Linked DNA regions of Homo sapiens: region 2 is linked to region 1. The links are chromatin loops, found by intact Hi-C in ENCODE. Cell type or tissue: IMR-90. All regions are shown on one strand.

Region 1 (2,500 bases):
CTGTCAAGTTCTATTTGTTTTTTTTAATGTGATGGAGTTTTTGGTGTGTGTATGTGTTTAGTGCTGGGTGAGAAAAATATCTTATATCCTAAAATACTAGTTGTAATTATGCACAAATAGTCATCAACTCAGAATTTTATAGAGAAAATATAAATCTTAACCATCATTTAGCCCAATAGTTATAATAATGACAGACCATCAGAATTATCTAGAATTGCATGTGTGTATAATATGATCTTAAATTGTATCATATGTATATGTATGTATAGATGTTGCTGAGTTTCATTCCTGGAGAGTCAGTGCTAATTCACAAGGTATGGAGAATGACAATGCAAGGTTTCCTCTATGAGCAGCCAGGTTGGGAAACCATTTACGTTACAAGTTCTGTAACTTTGCATGAGGCAACTGAAGCCTGTGTAGATTGACCAACCTACCACTTATCATACAGCCATCAGATACTATAGTCAGTAATAAACCCAGGCTTTCTGACTCTTGACTTTTCCCCATAACCGAGGTTTCTTCTTCAAGATGTTTATGAGACATTGCTAATCCCTTGACTATGACTTTGAATGTCTAACACTTCACTGATACTCAGCTCTTGTTTTTTGTCTAATAAATAATTATTTATGCTGTTGATTCACTACTTATCCTTTAAAAGTAACATGATATTGCATTTGCCCATAAAAATAAAATTGTTAACACTTGCTCCCTTTCATTGGAAATGATTTTCACATTTTATTGTTTCTATTTGTTAACACTTATCTTCTAACTTATGGTTTTTCACTTCAAAGTTAAATTATTTAAATCTAGAAAAAATTGTTTATTAAATTCACTTGTTTAACAATTTCAGAAAAGTCAGCCAATGAATTGTTTATTGAGAGGGTTGTTCCCTCCCTCCCTTCCTTGCTTTCTTCCTTCCTTTCTTCCTTCCTTCCTTCCTTTCTTCCCTCCCTCTTATAATCCCCAGAGGAAATGGCAGATGCGAATGGCTGAAATGTAATGTAATTGACTTGTCTCCCTAGTTTGTGTATTACTGCCCTCTGTTGGATACAATTAGGTCTACTCTAATATGTTAGACTGTCTTGCCCCCTAGTGGTTTGTGCAGAAGACAGTAATGAGGACATTGGAAAACACTGTGTGAAGGATCAGCTAATTATTTATTTACTTTTAGATAAGTACAATTTGACAAAAACCTGATTTTATAATAACTGATTTAACATGTAACAACTCACCTTGCTTGTGTCTCAAATTTCATTTATGAACAAATCAATAGACTAATTACTAAGTTAGAGAAATATGTTGCTATATAAGAAATATAAAATTTATGGTAACTTTTAATGCACAACTCAATTTATCACTTCATTAATTGGAGACTTCTAATGGGCCATTTTCTGAAAATTGAATTTATTTCTTCTTCTTCTTCTTTCAGAGACAGGTCTCTCTGTTGCCTGGGTTGGAGTGCAGTGGCCTCAAGTTCCTAGCCACAAGCGAACCTCCTGTATCAGCTTCCTTTGTAGCTGGGACTACAGGTGTGCATCATCACACCAGGCTAATTTTTAAATTTGTTTTTGGAAAGACAGGTCCTGTTTAATTTCCCAGCTGGTCTCGAACTACTGGCTTCAAGAGATCCTTTTACCTCAGCCTCCCAAAAGTCTGGGATTACAGGTGTGAGCCACTGAGTCCAGCCTGAAAATGGAATTTCCTGAACTGGAATGAGTTTTATTCACTATGCCTGAGATTCTGCAAACTGAAGCAGAGACATGCAGCAGAGAATTTTTTTTTTTTGAGGCAGGGTCTCACTGTGTCACCCAGAGTGGAGTGCAGTGGCATGATCTTGGCTTACCACAACCTCCACCTCCCAGGCTCAAGCAATTCTCCTGCCTCAGCTTCCCGGGTAGCTGGGATTACAGGCATGCACCACTACCACCCGGCTAATTTTTTTTGTATTTTTAGTAGAGACATGGTTTCACCATGTTGGCCAGGCTGGTCTTGAACTTCTGACTTCAAATGACCCACTTGTCTTGGCCTTCCAAAGTGCTGGGATTACAGGTGTGAGCCACTGCACCTGGCATGAATTTAAATTAGAAAAATAGAGACACTTTAAGCAAAATTTTTTGACAAAATATGAAAAATAAATTGGCTATAGTAAATTTACTACTATTTCAAAATAAAACATAATCAGCATAATCACCCATTCAATTAATTCATTAGAAATTAACAAACCTAACTTGTGCAACTCTCAGATGAATAAGAAGTAAAAAAGCTCTTGGTTTCTTGTAGCTTACATTCCTTAGATTTGTAGATCCTGTTGGGTTGAGTCATTTCTAAGAATAGATTAATTTTTCCCCCTTTCTCCTATCACTCCAAACTTACTCCTCTCATGGCTCTTATGAATTCAGTTTTTTTTCTTGTTTATCATCCCAGTAATCCATATCTGTATGTCCTAGGTTATAGTACCTGAACCAAGGTGAGCTTTTAATGAATCTTTGTTTTCAGTACC
Region 2 (2,500 bases), 800 kb before region 1:
AGATTAAACATGATGGTAAGGGATAAGATTTTCTCACTTAAGAAAATGCAGTCCACGCAGGACAACTGATCAGGTTCAAATCTTGTCTTTTCCACTTACTGGCCAATATTTACCTCCTTTGAGCCTCTCAGGTTTCTCATCTTAAAATGGCATCAGTGACATTACTGCAATTGCAAGGCTGGGCTGAGTAACTGAAACAAAGCACATGAACCTCCTGGCACCATGACTGGGAGGGGGATGATGCTCTGCACCTGTTCTTTTCACCCCCTTCGTGTTACAAGAAGTGTGCTCTCCCAAGTCCTCTGCTGGAACAATCTACTCTCCATCCTTTAGAGAAAACCCTGTGAATTCCTGCTTCTGTAATTTTGCTTATTATTCCTTCTATCTTGTATATATCTTCCTTCTCCTCTTCAACTCTCCAATCCTTTGACGGCTTCACTAGTTGCTTTTCTGGAGGGCTGGGATGCTTTCCCCTTTCTCATCTCCTTAGTCAGTCATGGCATTTGGTACCCATTGCAGTGCACTGCCTCGTGTTGTTCATATGCATGTGCCTTTCAATCATCTCGATCATATCCCTCCAGCATCACTTCTTTTGTCAGCATCACCTTTTTTGTTGGGTCCTTCATGGTGTCCTTTTAATATCAGCAAATCGAATGTAGTAGATGCTCATTTAATAATCGATATTTGGATTACAAATCATCTCAATGAGTTTAGTAAGTTGCCCTAGAACCTTCCTTACTATGCAATGCTTTGTTAATTCTATTTGGATTCCTTTGCAAAATGTTTGTTTCTTTTAAAGTTTTTTTTAGAAAAAAGAAAGATTAAGTAAACTGTGGCTCATCAAAAAAGGTGCTTGGGAAGATTTTTTTTTAATACCATAGGGTAATACTTGTGTTGTCATGTTAAAATTAAATTGGAGCATGTAAAAGTATGCATATAGCATGATTACAACCACATATTCTATAGTTTAAAACAACTCTGAAACTGCTAGCAACTAAAAAATCAGGTCCAAGCATAAATATGAATTCTTTTTTGGGGCTAGAATAACTATTATTTTCTTTCCATTTTATTTGTAGAAAGAATGTTTTTATGGGCAAAATCATTCTCTGCATGGTTAACTACTTGCTGTGAATGAAGACCTATTCTGCTTCTTTCCACTAGAGGTCACTGTGGTTCTTTAGTTATTTTTTTCCGTTTGGCATCCCTGTTAGCAGGGCTAAAAGGATTCTGTCACGGTTATTATTTTTAGCAAAGTTAAGAGAAATGTTAAAATGATAGTCTCCTTTTTTAAATACAAAGAAACATTTTCCGGAGCAATTGTACTTCTTTTCAGATTTCGTTTTCCAGGCCATAACTATCAGAAACATTTCTATTTTACATTGGCGACCCCAATTTAATTTATTAGCGTGAAACATTATCACTATACCATTTATTCTGCTATTAAAACAGAATTGCACCCATGCTTTCTATGTGTGAAAAAATAGAAGACTAACCCTTTCTATTTCTGGTTCAGCTTTATTTTTTCGAAGATTGTTTCCCAGCAGTACAGAAACATGGTTTCTAGAAGAACTTGTTAGTCATGGAGTATTAAAATCGATTAATGACACATGAGATGTGCACATATAAGCACCATTTTGAAGGTGAATGCAGGATATCCAACAAATTCTACCAATAAACTACTGTGTCTTTAAAAGAATTTCTCCCTGGTAAATTCAGTAGGAATACAGGCTATGTTTTTCTGTTTGAAAAATGATTAAATATTAAGAATTAGAAAAAGGAAATATAGCTCCAAATATTAGTAGGATGCATGCTGAGTGTAACATCATCCAAAATGTCTAAGCAACATGATAACCAAGGTCCTTGGTTTTCCTACCGGAGTCAAGTCCATTTCACTATAAACCAAGAAGCTCTACATTTTATAATGTTTGGAAAACCCTTATTTTTCCTTCTCATTCTCTTTTTGCTATTTGCAGCCTTGAAAAATGGGGTCCCAATCACCTCACAAGACCATATTTATTTTTCATAGTCTGGGCTATTTGGTTCCTGTTGTGTTCTTATTCCTAGGGCATTCTTGCTAAATTCACAGTAATTTCCCCCAATTCAAATTGTGTCTCAATAAATTTCAAAGTTGATTATCCATTATTTATTATGGACCCTAAATTTAGCAGTACTAGAGAGATTTGGATATGAGTGGCATTTTGGAAACCCACCGACCACTCCAGCAATCTACAATATGCTTTGAAAAATCTGCACAACTTTTGCTCCCGTCTTCTGACTAGAATGCACAGCTCCAGTTCCCTAAGTTTGCTGAACATGCTGAGGCCCAGGCTGTAAGCAGCAGATGAGGCTGACTGCAATGGGGCATCCTGCTGCAGTTTGAAGCCTTTCTTTTTCATTTCCTGCAAACCCAATCTCTGTTCTTGCTTTTGGAGGCAACTTTTACAACTGGGTATCTCTAAAGTGGAATAATTAATAATTGTCTTGATACAATTAACAAAAG

What was found. Hi-C counts contacts between places; a loop is a spot of excess contacts. Peaks named below come from ENCODE experiments on the same cell type or tissue, not always from the same donor. Only the 100,000 strongest peaks of a DNase experiment are listed, where the experiment ranks them.
Region 2: a loop joins it to region 1, with 9 times the contacts of the local background. A loop is called at or near these places in 78 of 110 quality-filtered maps.

The regions. Positions count from the first base shown.
Region 1 is chr12:59,149,149-59,151,648 of GRCh38, forward strand. No RefSeq gene overlaps it. Among named protein-coding and RNA genes, the nearest start is that of LRIG3-DT, 230 kb to the left of the region's middle. In IMR-90, a CTCF peak has its summit at 1,068 (motif pointing left); DNase peaks (open chromatin) are centred at 1,043 and 2,313; H3K27ac peaks cover 224 bases.
Region 2 is chr12:58,345,074-58,347,573 of GRCh38, forward strand. No RefSeq gene overlaps it. Among named protein-coding and RNA genes, the nearest start is that of LINC02403, 260 kb to the left of the region's middle. In IMR-90, a CTCF peak has its summit at 1,163 (motif pointing right); a DNase peak (open chromatin) is centred at 1,198.